Regions from separate parts of the Mus musculus genome. Here region 1 is linked to region 2. Evidence: chromatin loops called from intact Hi-C (ENCODE). Cell type or tissue: heart. All regions are shown on one strand.

What was found. A loop is a pair of places that touch in the nucleus more often than their neighbours do. Peaks named below come from ENCODE experiments on the same cell type or tissue, not always from the same donor. Only the 100,000 strongest peaks of a DNase experiment are listed, where the experiment ranks them.
Region 1: it touches region 2 in a loop (2.9-fold over the local background); 2 of 42 quality-filtered maps call a loop at or near these places.

What each region holds. Positions count from the first base shown.
Region 1 is chr10:44,524,552-44,532,551 of GRCm38, forward strand. It overlaps a transcript of Prdm1 not described here. Among named protein-coding and RNA genes, the nearest start is that of Prdm1, 70 kb to the left of the region's middle. In heart, no CTCF peak of the experiment used is centred here; DNase peaks (open chromatin) are centred at 2,740 and 4,960; H3K4me3 peaks cover 2,616 bases; H3K27ac peaks cover 1,126 bases; H3K27me3 peaks cover 3,990 bases.
Region 2 is chr10:44,627,227-44,635,226 of GRCm38, forward strand. All of the region lies in intron 2 of Gm35154 (a long non-coding RNA gene), which reads left to right. Among named protein-coding and RNA genes, the nearest start is that of Gm35154, 32 kb to the left of the region's middle. In heart, no CTCF peak of the experiment used is centred here; a DNase peak (open chromatin) is centred at 3,425; H3K27ac peaks cover 684 bases.

The DNA of each region.
Region 1 (8,000 bases), 100 kb before region 2:
GCTAGGAAGTTGTGATGCCCCCGATGACTTTATCATTCCCAACAAATCAGGAAACAATCCAAAAATTTTCCTTTCAAAAATGCAAAATGCATGGGCTAGGAACTTTTTGAGGGCAACCTCTCTGATCTACTTCCGTGTTAGAAGGGCTGAGGAGTCACTGGCAGCAGAACCCAGAGAACTTTAACATCATCACCTGCAACCTTCAAGGGGAGCTACCCGGAGCTATTCCTATATATAGATCAACACCAAAGTGCCAGGAGACAGACCAATAACATTTGTTTATAACTGACCGAAATCATTTTATCAATTAAACCTACATCAAATTACATTGGTATAATAAGACTGAAGAGGAAACAAACAGAAATAACTTAGGACACATTTAACCCTGGTCTAGCATTCATTCTGCATGAAGGAACTTGTTTGTGAACGGCTTTCATTTATCAATGACCTTTACATTTATCAATGGGACTTATTTTTTGAGTGCTAAGTTCCTTGTCTTTGCTCCCTGTGTCATTTATATTAGATTTCCCACTTAGGAAGATTCTAAGGCTCAGACCTCTATCAGCTGTCAGTGAACAGTATTCTCATAGAGTTAAAGAAATCTCAGTCTGAAAACAAGCAGCTATGTTTGGAGCAGAAGTTTGTTTTCTTGTAACCCAAAGAAGACAAATCAAAACCTAGTGTGTGACTCTAAGGCAGGAGATAGCCTATTTGGTTAAAATAATGTTTACTTTGTGTCAGAAACAAAGGATTCTAGTTTCTGTCTGCCAAAGTGGGTAATTTTAACTCTACCTGTCCCTAAGAGGCATTGTTACTAGAAAATAAGGAGGACCCAAAAGGCTCCAATGGAGAGGGGTTCTGAAGAAGACACAGACAGCACAATGTAATGAATGTCCTCTTGGCCTTTAACATTTAAAAACATTGAAAACAGGCACTGAGATCCACAAAAGGGTGATAGGCTATTTTTACACAGAAACTGATTTTTGCTAAATGCTTTTTGAAACATGGCATGTATTAAAAACACCGTTTAAGCCATAAGAATTTTCGCCAGTGGATTTGCTAAGTACTGTAGAGAATAGCTTGACTTCCTGCACCTTGTAATGTGTACGAAATGGATAATTTATAAAGACAAATCTGTACCGTGCAGCATAGAGTCTAGAAGAACATCAAGCTGTAAGAGCAAAAACTAGATGCAGGAGAATGTCCTGTTTAGTTTATCCTGATGTCGTATACTTATATTCAAATCAGATAGGCCAGATTGCTAGTTTTACCACAGAGAAAAGCTAGCAAACATTTCATTTTTCAGACAGCTATTAGAGAAAAATCTGTATTTATGTTTATATTTCAAGGTACAAAAAGTTTGCTAACATTAATTCACATTATGTATATTTAAAAAAAAACTATAGTTAGCCAAAAACAAAAACAAAAAACCCTGCTTAGCCATCTCTAGGACAGTCAGTTTATGATAAAACAAACAAACAAAAAACAACTAAAAAACCAAACTTAACCAACTGGGAACATGCTGTGTTTTAGGGATTTCACTTTTTTTCAGTCAGAAACATTTTTTAAAATTGAATTTCCCAAGAGCTGAAGGAAATGTAGAGAGGTCTAGAATAAGAAGGGCCCTAAGCATCCTACTGCAAACTTTTCCAAGGCAGAACCAGGAAGTGGTGCCACTACTAGACTCTGGAACAAATGTTCCCGGTGGCTTTGTACCACAATGTTTAAAAACATCATATTTTAATTTCAGGCCTTATAAACTAAAGATGTCCCCCCCCCCCAAACTAATTACACTATTATTTTGGATCAGAGTTTGCGGCTGACAACATCTGTTAGAAACTCAATTGTGCTTCCTAATTAAAGAACTAAGTCTAGTTGATGAAAAAAAAAAAAGTTTAATTCAAAGGGAGCTGTAATACTGTGAAAATAACCAAATAATTTTCCCCCACAAATATCCTCCCTGGGAGAAAGAGGCTTTCAGTGGGAACAGAGCTTCCCAACGGTCTGTGTCGTGTATCTACTGTTTATTTTATTATTTTTCCTATTTACTGGGTCTTTCCTGTTACTTTATTTACAGCTGAATACTCACTTAACCAATGTTTTTTTTTTCCCCCTCAATTATTCCTCCTCTGCTGTTTTATTCAGCAAAGCAGAATAGTTTCAAAGCAAAGCAGTTTCAAGTCAGGCCTTTCCCTTTTGTTCTGTTTACAAGTGTCTGTTGAATCAAAACATTTAAAACTTTAAATAGTAATCCTTGAAGGTTCCTTTTAAAAAGAAAGGAAAAAAAAAAAAAAGTAAATCCTCGCAGAAAACGCCCAGGCTGCTTGTGAAAGAGGCAGCGCATGGTTCATTGATCCCATAGTGAACGTGACCACGCTGGGTAGGTACTCAGAGCTGGCACCTGCCCAAGCCCTCCTCTGCCTGTGCCTAACCTCTATGCTTGCCAGGAACCGAGAACCTAAAAAGGTGCGAGTAAGGTGAGACGTAACCAGGAACTTAAAAGTGTCATCCTGAGTAGGACTCATCTCTCCGGATTTCAAAAATCGGAAAAGGTAGCTTGGCAGCTCCAGGCGCTGCCCTCCGGGCCACCCCTCCAGCTCTGCGCCCCTAAGTTCAGCGCGATTGCGGTGCTAGCGGTTAGCGAAGGTGCGAAGGCTGGAAAGCTCGAGTAGCCCCGACTCTGGTTTAGACTGCCTGGCTTGCTCACCAATTACACTAGATTGCAAGCCCAGCAGCCATCCACGCGGCAGAATCTGCTCTGCACTTAGGAAGTGGCAGGCAGCACCCTAGCCAGTGACAGCGGGAACTCCGGGCCAGGCCAGGAGTTCTCGGAAAGTTTGTCTGCACAACCCATTCCTCCCTGAGCCTGGAGGGACGCGACACAGAAAGATCCCTCTGGTATCCTTAGGGTCTCTGTCAGCACCCTTGGTTCTCTTTATCTCCGAACGAAAGCAATCTCTGGGTCATCCTAAACCCACTCACTCCTTCTTTGGTGACTTTAAAGAAAGGGCTCCAGTTCAAAGAAGACGCACAAAGGGTGTGTCTGCTCCCTCTCACCTACTCGAGGGTCTGGCAGCACCAGTGTTCCTGCAGAACAGCTGTCCACCCCTCCCCCGCCTCACCGCCCCCCCTCCCGCCTTTAAAATAATTTGCGCAATCGTGCACTGCGTAGTCTAATTGCAAGCCGCTAGCTGCGAATTCCTTTTTCAATTTGAACCAGTCTGGACTCTCCCTCCTCTGGGTCTTACCTTGTCTCCCTAGCCTCCCACCGAGTCTCCGTGTCCTAATGGTGGCATCTGGGACGTGTGACACCCCTGATCCCCATCCCCAGAGTCGCTCTGCTCTCTGTCTCCCATGTCCCTCTCCCAGCATCTAAAACTTTGGGTGCTGTTTTTGCGCTACCGAAGAAGAGTAAACGTAATTGCCCCTGTTCAGTTGGGGCAGGCCTTTTAGAATTTCCGACATTATATTAAGTTTACATTTCAAAATAAGGTGTATCCGATTCTGCGTTTAATCAACCAACGGGTGACACGAAATTCGACGTTTTCTTTGAACAGACTGAAGGGAAAGATCTAAGGTCTTCCCTTCCATCCACAGACTGAAGGGAAAGATCTAAGGTCTTCCCTTCCATCCCGTTTTAAATTTTTAAATAATGAATGCCGTCGGAGGAATGAAGCAACAGGAGGTCCCCTCTGGTTTACTGTCCCCAACACTGGAAATCTTTCCCCACACTGATATCCTAATTTAAACACCACCCCGGCTCCATTCTTTGAAACCCCATTTCTTAAGGTAGCAAGAGTAACGTTTTAAAGACCTTGCACTGTTCCACGGCTCTTCGCAGTCCTAAGCGGCACACCTGAGCAGCCCGGGCAGCTCCCGACGACCTCCGGCTGCAGAACCTTCAGTCTTCCCTGTGGCACGTTTTCTGTGCCTCAACAAACTCCCAAAACAAGCAACTTCGGTGAATGCAAACTAAGCTTTCTCGGGAGAAACGTCAAGGCAGCTACAATCCGTCTCTGATTACACAAACATACCTAAGGGCAGGTTGGAGAGTGACGAGGGCTTTGGGGGTGGGGGTTTGTCTGCTCAGAGGTGGCTGAAACCAGTTTTCCCATTGTTATTTAGCTAAGAAAAGCTAGCTTTTGTTTTGTGGTAGATATTAGGGATTAAAAAACGCCAACGCCACAGTTCCCAGGAGTCTTTGAGATTATGGAAAAATCTAACCTCAAGTGAGGAATTTGGTTCTTTTAGATTACAGCACCGAATGAAGTATTAAGATTTTTATGAGGAAAAACGTCCAGTCACTTAAAAATTTTTCTATAGAGGCTGGAGAGGTGGCTCAGTGTGTAAAGGCGCTTGCTGCCAAGTCCGAAGACCAGGGTTCATTCCCACACAGTGGAAGGAAAGAACCGACTTTCACAAGTTCGCATCGTGGAATGCTCCCCACCCAAAAACCTAAATATCACTTTAAATATTACTAAGAACTGACGTTGCATCCTGCTACCTGCCCTGTATTTCAGTAACTCAGCTCCCCTCTGGCGTCTGTCAAAATAGGAAAAATGGCAACAGCAACGTCGGAACTTATTGGATTTTGCTCTGGAAACCCAAAACTTCAGATTCCCTCCAGTTATCATTGTGCACATTCGCTTTAATGGAAGGAGGCACACAGTCCTGATTCCCTCTTTGGCCTGCAGAACAGAGCTAGAAATCCCATCGTTCCTGGGTCCATTGGCCACACGTGTGCAAGCGGCTCCCGCAGCTGATGGAAGGTGGCTCATCCAGCAGTGGACGTGTGAATATGTGAGGGGACTTTGGGGGGGTGGCTGGAGCGCACCGGGCTGCAACCCACTCTGTGCTCTGATTCTCATAGTACCAGCCGGGCTAACTCGCCTACAACCGGCGAGCAAGGCTCTGGAGGACCCGGTCGGGTCCCAACCTGGGACCTCCAGGATTGGACAGCCTCTAGCCACGTGACCAGCACTCCGCTCGCTCGCGCCCCGCCCCTTCCCGCCGCTCGCGCAGTCCGCGGAGCACTGCACATACCTGGCACTCACTTTCACTTTCTGCGCTGGAGGTTCACGCACGAATGATAACTTTTTGTTTTGGCTCTTTTAGATTTTTTTTTTTTGAGGCAACCAGTGCAAGAGGAAGACGTCGGAGGAGAAACGAGTCGAACCCGTTCATGGCTGGGGGTAGCGTGGGAGGAGTAGGGAGGTTGCGTGGGGGAGCGGTTCTTGGCGGGGAAACCGGATTGCTCGCCTTACAAGAGCACAGCTGTCTGAGCTTTTGTGTCCGTGAAATGTCCTGGGAAGTGACACCCACCGCCAGGGCATAGCAAGCAAAAGTCTCAAACAAGTAGAAGCTCCATCCTTCAAACCCTGATATAATCCTTTGTTTATGAGAAGGAAAACCTGCCATGTAGTTTGCTGGGTTAACTGAAGTTAAAGGGCCTCTTGTTAGCCCACGTGGGTGACTTGCTTGGCATTAGTAAGGCAAAAATCCAAAGAATAGTCTCTGCTAGCTCTGGGATCAGCGGGTGACTCAGAAGCAATCCAAAATGTTTGCCCACGTACTCCGCAGCGCTTACCTATTATCTGTGTGCAGCTGACCCTCTAAGATGCTCCCCATGGCCCAAGAAATCTCATCTCTTGGAAGTCAATAGTCCAGGTCATGTTGTTTATTATACAGAGCTTAGTTAACGTTTTGTACATTTTACCTGTGAAGTTCTGGCACATAGCATCAAATTGCCTTCCTCCCTTGTCCATTTTCTTTTCTTATGCAGCACCTTCATCTTTAACAAGCCAGGGAAGTTGTAACAGGAAGATTGGGTTTTAGAAAGAAAATTGCTTTGCCTTCTTTCAAAAGATGTCTCCACCACTTGGTGGCATTTAACAGGTTCTAAACTGAGTCCTTTGTTTTTGTTTTGTTTGTGTTCCTAAAGAGTAATAGGAAACCAACTTTACAAAGTGTGGACAATTACCTAGTATAGTTTCTGGTACAAAATAAACGCTCAATGGATTATTATTACAATTGGGTTTACTCTCCTCCTATGGAGTTTTACCTGACTGTGCTAGTGGCCTTTCTTTTATTTTCATGTAGAAGTTTGATTAAGGAGAAAGCAAAGCTCATAAAGCAATTTGCTTCAATCATGTGTTGTGATAAGTAACTTCTACTGGCTAACTACATGTCCTTTTGAAAGTAGTTCCTCAAATTTGTTTTGAATATATAATAGTGCCTTTGAATTTTCTTAACTTCTCCCATGCACTTTTACCAAATGACAGAGTTAGGCTTATACTACTAGTTATTTCACAACTAAACATGGTGACTTTTAGGGGGAAACGCTATTATTTTCTCTGGGTAGTTAGCTGAATGTCTATCATAAAATACAATCTAGAATAAGAACTAATTACATACAAAAATTCTTTTTTTTTTTTTGCTATCTGGGGAAAAAATCACATAGAACAGATATATAAAATTTTAACTTAAAACAGCTGTGTTTTGGTCCCTGGTTTGGGGACCAAGCATAGGTGGAGACTGGAAATGAAAGTTGTTTTCTCTTTAAAACTAGTATAATTTCTGCTTGGTAGAAATGCAACCTCTGGGCTGGGGATGTAGCTCCCCCCCCCCCCCCCCGTTTTAGAGTCCTTATACTGATTAGCATGCATAGTGCCCTCCCCAAGTTGGATCTCTGGAAGGAGGGGGAGGGGGAGAGAGATCTGAGTCCCAAATTTTGTCTTCCACATGTTTAGAGAGATATATTTCTCTATATCTCTCTAACTATAAATAGATACACACATGTATATATGAACATACATATCACTTTATATACACACCCATCACCTCTCTGACTACCCCCACCCCCACCCCCCCATTCTAGCTGTCACTTAGTTTAACCTCCCAGTTACCCTATTGGGCAACTCTGGGAATTGTCCTGGGAGTTCTTTTCTCCTTCCCCAGTGGCAGCCATCAAGACATGCCTAGTTTAACTTATTACAATGCTACGGATGTGTCTCTTCCCTTCTTTTCCCACTGCTCCTTGCTTTGCCTCCTCTCTGGCTACAGCAGCATCTTCAGAGCAAGGCTCTGCCATTACCTTTCTCTCCAGTGCCGTTCCTTGAGTGGTTGATCTAAGAAGCACATCTGAACATGACACTTGCCTTTAAAGCTTCCCATTACTTACCAGATAAAAACCTAAGCTCTTTGCCCCAGCATTCAAATCCTCTTTAGCTCTCTCTAGCTTTACTTTTCTCTACTTCCTGCCCTGACTACATCCCGGCCTCCATTCATCTGTTCTATGCTAGTGAGTACCAGCTGCTATTATAGGCGCACTGGATACCTGAAGGAGCAAAATTGACCTTTGTTCTCAAACTTATATGAGTGTGGAAAGGAAGGGGTTGTTGGCAAACAAAAAAAAAAAAACTGAATAAATTAGTGCATTGTATCAGGTATAGGTAGGGTGATTTTAGATAGTCTAATCGGGATTGGCTTTATTGCAAATATGACATTTTCAGCAAAGACATGAGACAGTGAGCTAAGTTGATAAACAGGAAGAATATCTAGGCCCAGGGAAGCCAGAGCAAAGCCCCAGGTGGGTGAGAGTGGGCTTGCCACATCAAAGAGAGGAAAAGAGAAGGACAAGTGAAGGAATAAGGTTGAGTATTTGGATCTCTAAGTACAAAATCTGTAATCCTTTTAGATTTTAAAATCTAAAACTTTAGTGATAATGAGTGGAAATTCCGAACCCTACCTGATAATGTGTGGTAAGTTGTGGTAAGAAGGTAACCAAACTACAAAGATTATATAAGGCTATCTTCAGTGTTTTCAGCCATTTACGAAAGAGAAAAGAATACCATGTTTAAGCCAGTTGTGGTGGCTTAGGCCTTTAAACTCTGTCCTAGGGAGGCATGGGGGCGGGGGAGGGAGAAAAGAAAAGATACTGTGTTTAGATTTTACCTAACTCCAACTAGGCGTTCAATGTTTCCTAAACCCAAAGTGTTGCT
Region 2 (8,000 bases):
AAGAGAGGCCCATTGGACACGCAAACTTTATATGGCCCAGTACAGGGGAATGCCATGGCCAAAAGGTGGGAGTGGGTGGGTAGGGGAGTGGGGGGGGGGGGAGGGTATGGGGGACTTTTGGGATAGCATTGGAAATGTAAATGAGGAAAATACCTAATTTAAAAAAAAAAGGAAAAAAAAAACGTATCAAGTGTGGCTCAGGGATGAGGCTGTACCCGGTGAGAAGAGATGACTCTCTTCCTCTCACCACCCACAGTCCTGACTCTTGACTCTTCTCTGTCCATGTGTTCTTTCTAGCTGGCTTTATTCCTTCACACCGTATTGTACATTGATGACTCTGATATATACTTATTCCCCAGCAAGCTCTTTCCTGTATCTTAAACCTGAATATATGGCAGCTGTCCAAACCTCAGCTCATCACCACAGACCAACCCAAAAGTTATTCCCCCAAGTCATCTCCCAGCACCTAAGAACCAAGGAACCACCCAAGCCAGGGCCTCTTCTGACGTACCATGATTGTGATCCAACCTTACAAGTTTGGCTCCAGCTCTGGTCTCCTCCATTTTCATGCTCATTGCCCTAGGTCTTACCCTGTTCTTGGGCAATAGTCTTCTATTTACTCTCTCTGCTTTCTGCTGGGCTTCATTATAATCAGCCTTGTTCTTCCCAGACCCATCTCTCCGAACCACATTTCGGATTAAGTGACTCTGTTGTGTTCTAAGTTCCTGTGATTCCACAAAAGCATGGGATGGAGTAGAGATTCTTTAGCATGGTGTTTAAGGCCCCCTGTTCTTTTCTTGTCTTAAGACATCTAGTTTTACCTATTCATCTATGCCATTTCTCACTATTTGGCTTTCTATTGATCAATATAGCTGCTTAGAATAGATTTTCACTTTTCCTGACGAATGTCTTTTTAACTTAATTGTTCTTCTTTTCATGTATGTGTGTTTGTATACATGTGGGCATATTTAGTGCACACATGTATGCATATATGTTCAGGCCTGAGGTTGATATCTGTGATTTTTCTCCACCATCATTCCTTCCATTTATCCTCTGAGGCAAAGTCTTTCAATCAAATCCAGAGCCCACCTTACCAATGTAGTTAGTGTCATTAGCTAGTAGAGATGCCCTACCTCTGCCTCTGATTCTGGAATTACAGGCAAGCATTCTCTTACTTGCATGGGAAGTGCTTTAATTATGAGAGACTCCTCAGCTCTCTTTGTATTTCTTAAAGCCCTGGCTAATGTCACTGAAGCCAAGACAACCTGATCCCCTCATCCCTGCCTGCTAAAACTTCTGCCTGGGTAAAGATAACTGTTTCCCCTTTTGTGTGTGTTTTCCGTATTGTGGTCTCTGCTCATGCTGTGATTATCACCTATCATTTTTATGTTTTATTGTTTTTTGCATGTTTATTTTATGTTTTCTGATCACTCTCCTCTACTGAACTATCAGCAGTCTGAACTTGGGGGATTTGTCTAGTTTGTGTTTCCATCCCACGAACTTATCACGGTCCCTTTAAGTTAGTAAGCATAGTTGTTGGGGTATTTATCATATAACTATACCAGTTAGTGGTCTCTGTAAAGACACTCATAAAGCTTGCTCCTCTGAAGGCTAGGGAGGAAGCTCAGTCAATAAAGCTTGCCTTGCAGTGCAAGGATCTGCATTGTGTCCTTCAGAACCAGGACAAGGCTGGTGTGGGGATGCTTGCTTGCAATCCCAGTCTGAGGGAGGCAGAAATGGGTCCATTCGTAAGGCTGCCTGGTAACTCACCCTAGTCAAATTGGCACATTCTAGGCTTGGGGGAACTCCTTCCTGTGGGGCAGGGTAGGGGTGGGAGTGGGGTGTAGGGAGTCAGAGGGTGGGTGGAATCTGAACTTGAAGTTGTCTTCTACCTTCCACATGCAACTGCATTTTCTCCCCTTTTCTTCCTCTTCTTCCTTTTCCTCCTCCTTCTCTTCTTCTTTTTCCCCCTCTCCCCCTTTCACACACACACACACACACACACACACACACACACACACACACACACACACACACACACACCATTCACTTTCAGGGAATGATACACAAAAGTTTAGATTCACATGGCTGAAGAATTAGAAGTCCATACTCATACAGGATAGTTTTCGAGAACTCACCTGCTTTTTCTACATTTTGAATTCCAAAGTTGTTATGCTTGCATAAAAATTATTTTGCCTTGGCAACTCTTCCTCAGTTCATCTACAAAGAATTACTGCTAACACGGGCAGTTGATTAGTGTAAGAAGGTGTTATGGTCTAATCTTTTTTTTTTCTTCAGGTTTGCTCTGACTACCCTGGAGTTTATTTGACTTTAGATTCATTTTATTTTATTTTATGTGAGTAAGTGTTTTGTTTAGTGCCCATGGGGATCCCCCTAGAACTGGAATTATGAATGGTTGTGAGCCATTGTGTGGGTGTTGGGAACTGAACCCAGGTCCTTTGCAAAAGCAGTGAGTGCTCTTAACAACAGAGTTAATCCTCCTCCCAAATTCTTAGGTTGAAATCCCAATTCCCAAGGTGATGGTATTAGAAGCTAAACTGGTCATGAGGGTGGAGCCTTCACACATGGGATTGGTATTCTGCTAAGAGGCCAGAGAGACAATCTTACCCTTTCTGCGGAGCTAAGATGTAAAGGCGCTGTCTGTGCTTTGAAAGTGGCTCTCACAGACAGAATCGTTCTATATCAGCATACATACCGTTATGTTAAATCTCCTCACTGCTGGAGTTGTGATGATATACTTCTATTGTTTGTAAGCTACCCAGTTGGTGGCAGTTTGATATCTCAGCCTTCAGGTAGTAAACCAGAAGGAGTTTCAAACATTTTGTGATTTAAATGAAAATTTCTATCCCTGTGAAAGTTAATAGCAACTCTAGCGTGTGATATAATACCAGAATTATATATGTGTGTATGCATGTATGTGTGCACATGTGTGCATATATGTATTTATGTGCATGTGTGCGTTTATGTGTGTGTATGTATGTATGTGTGTATTCCATGTCATGATAGCCTACCAGAGGCCTACACATACATGGTTTTATTCAGTTTAATCACTGTTTCCTGAGATTGGCTTGGCCTCACTCTCCCTAGCTCTGACTGAAAGTGGCTGGGACACTTCCTTCTCAGTCTATAGCCCAGGGGCTGGTACCAAGTAAAAGCAGGTAACTCACGAAGGAACCAAATGTAAGATCAAGTCCTACAACTGCCCAGCCCTAACCAAGGGCACAGAACTCACCACCAGTCTCTGGAGGAAAGCAAGGACATTAATCAATTTCCCCGGAAAATTTGAACTGTCTTTTCTGAAGCTTTTTAAGAACTGCATCTGAAGTTTTGGACAGCTTGCAGTGGAAGTTGTGTGGGGACCGCCTCCCGACTCGAGGCTGTTATTCTTCTGAAAGTCTATTTTGACCAAAGGAAATCCTGTTTCGCCAGCAGCACGGGCAGTGGCCCCGAGACGCAGTCTCAGGAGTGTTGTGAGGATACAGGCTCTCTTTAATCTCAGATTAAAAATATTTGATGTTTACAAGGTGTATTAGCGTAATTGGAATGCGTCTGCCTGTCTGCCAGCCTTCCTTCCACGATAGGACCTCATAATTAAAGAGCATCGCGTTCATGTGGCTGCCTGCATACCCTTTCATGGCTTCTTGTGAGCAGTTATGGTCAAGACCGTTACCCTAGGCCCTCGGAAAGCTCATTCAGACAGACACAGCTGTAACCAGAACAAAGGAAGAGGCCGCATTCCCTTAGAATCCTACCTAGTGCTCTGGGCAAAGTGGGAAACCAGACAAGTAAAACAGTGTATGAGAGGCGCATGGGGTTCCCAGACTGCTTCTGTGTGTGTGTGTGTGTGTGTGTGTGTGAGAGAGAGAGAGAGAGAGAGAGAGAGAGAGAGAGAGAGAGAGAGCATATGCATGTGTGTTGGGGGGGGGGGTCATGTCTTTAAATATATTCACAAGCCAAATATGAATGCGTGTATTTGCACATATACATGTCTGCATGTGTATATATGTGCCTGTATAAACCCACATGTATGTGTAGGCAAACATGTTATTTCTTCTCTCTTCCTGTTCTAAAAAAGAGTTGGTCATTTTTTTAAAAAATCTCTTTGTATGCATCTAATTCTATGGTAATTATGAACATACAGGTGTGTCCTTTACCTGAAAACACTTTTCAAGAGGGAAGACAATGTATGTGCCCTATGGAAGATCTGGATTAAGTCTTCCGGGAGTTCAGAGAAAAGATGAAACCTGCCAGGAAGACAAGAGGAGCAAAATTCAAATCGGAGAATACAATTCTTCCCTCGCGTAATAACAATATCATACATACCTCCCCCTGCAGCCCCCACCCCAAGCCCAAACAACCCAAACCAAAACAAGTGATAAGAGCTAAGATGAGCAGATCCCGTGTTGTTTCTGGCCCGACTGCTTTGGGGGTATTAAAGGAACTTTGTGAAAGTCTACTAGGGAAGTGAGGCAGAGGGTTTGTCCTCTTCAATTTTTTTAATCGCTTCAGCCCTGAGAACAGAACTATATACACAGTTTATGGAACTGAAACAGATCAAAATAACTTGTCAGCTGACCTGTCCTCATCACGTTGTAAACGGCGCAGGACAATCAGCTTCTGGACAGTTAGACAGAGTCGTCTGTCGTTCAGACATTGTTTTTAACAGTGTCAAAAGCACAGTGTTGTGATTCCTTTGGGTGATACACTTTCCTGGGATGAAAAGATTACTTTTCATATAGATATGGAAGAAGATGTCTGCCCTCATTTTGAACTTAAAATTGGTACGGCTTTACAAACAAGAACAACTCTCACCAGGGAGATGTTTTCCCAGTCTGCTGTCTGGGAGGAAGAGGCATACTGCAGGAAATGGACAATCTTGACCACTACACAAACAAATAGTTTCCTTACAGGCAACTCACCCTGACCCTAGATACGCACTACTCTCCGTTTTAGTTCTTCGGATGCACTTAGATATCTGCTACTTAAACAGGACACAGAAATCCTACTATCTTTCATGAGTGTTGCTTAAAGCTTTATTAAATTGCTTCATGTATAAATCAAGTCATGAGCAACCTTGGTTTCATTAATAAGAAGGGTGCACTACAACCAATTACCCTGCCTTCATTATAGACGTTCAAGAGGCAGGCAGGCTCTCTTTGATTTAGAGTTATTTATTTATGTATTTAATGCTTTCTCACTGTTCTCTACGAGTGCACGCGCGCGCGCACACACACACACACACACACACACACACACACACACACACACACAATACACTTAGTATTTCTTTATATTTGGGACCAGTAGCTTGCTGTATGCTCTGTAACATCCATCAGATAACCAGAAAACTAAGAACTTAGATTCCTTGGTGATATTTGGCATCAGTAAAAATGTGGAAGAAGCTAAGGGGGAAAAAGGCTGTAAATTTCATAAATTGTAGATCCTTGTCATTCTCTACTTCCTGCCTTGCTTCCTCGTCATTATTTTTTCTCCTAGGGATGTGTGGCACTGTTTGTGTTCACGTAGATGGCTGTGTGAAGTTTAAGGCAGTGACGAGATCGTAATGCAGACTTCTAGCTGAAGCGCACACTTTGAAGCAGTGTTCATGATTTACTTGTATTTCTTTCTTCCTTGAAAAAGAGTGATACATTCCCTCTCCCCTTTTTAGAAGTGAGGTTTTGTTGAATAATTGAGGCCTTAAGAAAAGTTACAACACACTGTCTTTAACATCCACAAGACTGTCTTTGCACGCAAACACTCTGTTGACGTCAGCAGATCTTGTGTGAAGTTCTTTTTTTTTTTTTCCTCCTATCTCTGGGAACTGGGCTATGGGGGTGGGAATGTCTGCAACATATGGACTGGACCTGGGATCTGTGGGTGAGTCGACTCTGACGCCATTTGGAATGTTAAAGTTTTCTAATAAAATTGAGGTTTCTATTATTTTCCTATAGGGCAAGAAAAAAAATGTATCCAGGATGACATTTATTCCAGTAACTTTTAAAATTCTGCCATTATATTTGAGAGACCAGCAGCTAGTTTATGGTTTATGAGAACTGGCCAGTGTTAAAAGATTTGGCATTTTGTTTTGGAAAACCATAACTGAGCTGAACTTATTAGAGCCTCTGAGGCTGATTTGTAAGCAGAGATAACATGTTTCTTTGAGTTGATGGTTCAGTGTAGCTGACGACATGGTCACAAACATTTACATCTTAAATTACAGTGTTTTCAGGGATAATGGGATGGATTGGTGGGCAAATTGTCTCTCCATCAAATCTTTATGACCTGAGTTGGTTCTTCATGACCCCACAGTGGAGAGAGAGAGAGAAAGAGAGAGAGAGAAAGAGAGAGAGAGAGAGAGAGAGAGAGAGAGAGAGAGAGAGAGAGAGAGAGATGTGACACTAACCTCTGCACACATGCTGTGGTAAACACACACACACACACACACACACACACACACAGACACTAAAATGAAATAAAACTAGTTTAAGAAAAATCTGTGGGCCGAAATATTTTTGGTTCGATTATTTGATATTTTTAATTTAATGCTTCTCAACCATTCACCTTTCTCGTGAAGGACATGAATTCACTTCTGCTAACATTGAACAATAGAATCATCTTTTGTGGTAACTAGACTCATTGCACTTGATTGGCAGGCTTTCCCTGCCTGTATTAGCTTGGGAGCAGTATAGCAATAAGTTTGACCTAGCGGAGAAGATAAGGGACAGAGTTGTGATGAGAACAGATATTCTCGGTTGTGTTTACAAGTGTCACTTTAATTGCAGTTTATAGAAGAGGGGAGAGACATAGTTCTCTGTAGATGGAGAAGAAAGGAGGAATTTGTAGTGGATTTTGAAAGCAGGATAAAATGTAGAAAATATCAAGATAGCAACTGAAGGTGGGAAATTTTACAGTTCATTTTGGGCTTCCTGAGGGGTCAGGCACTGAGCCATGGGTAGGCTCGGTTTCAAAGTGAGCTATATCTTCTTAGAGGACAGGCATGTGCCTGTGAATTCTTATTAGACCATGTGGTCTTTATTTATAGCTCCCATTTGATTGTGCTCAGTAGATTGTTACTAATAATGATAAATTCTGTGGGTTCAGAAACACCCCGCGAAGAACCTTTCATGTGTTTTTAGCCCTTCAGCTAATTGGAAGGGGGAAACTGAACAACGAAAAAAGTGTAACCAAATATTGTGAAACCCCCACACTGCTGCGCTTAGACCAGGTGTCTGGTAAGCCTTATCAATTCTAATCATTTTTAGCCTTATTTAAATTAAGTAAGGAGGACTTTTTTTTTTAAAAATCCTTGTTATTCAACTTGAAAGAGAATGGTTTTCAATAGTAGATCAATTAACAAGGATTTACTGAGTAGCTACTCTGCAGTCAGAACTTTCTTATAGATACACAGTGTAAGTAAGTTCTCTTTCCAGAGCTTAAGGTAATGTATGGAGTGTATGCGTCAAAGAAGCGATAAAGGGATGCTCTGTGTGCATCCTGGTAACAGTTGTCAAGGAAAGCCAGATAGCACAGCTGGGATAGCTGGGGACTGAGTGGACAGCAAGGACAGAGAAGGCCTGACAGGTGATGGAAGTACAGGGCAGAGCCCTGAGGGCGCAGAGTGCAGAGAGGAAGTTGTGAGAGGATTAGAGCCGATAGTGCTTCCCAAACAGTCCTCACCTCGCTTGTGACGTGTCCAACAAGAACCATGAAATTCTGTAACGGAACATCCAATGTTCCATCCCTTCCTACGCACAGCCCTGCCCGTGTGTCCTTGTGTCCTACATGCATGCATGCACAAGCAAGTCTAGAACCTCAAATTCTCTTCTGTCTATTTGTAGCTAGCAGTAGGAACTACATATTTTTTTTTTTATTCTAAAGGGTGGAAAAGTTTTGTGATAGTTGCTTTATTTGAGGGAAGCTGACATTTTATTGGTGAATGATTAGATTTGTGATTTTATTTTAAAATATCTTAAATATCC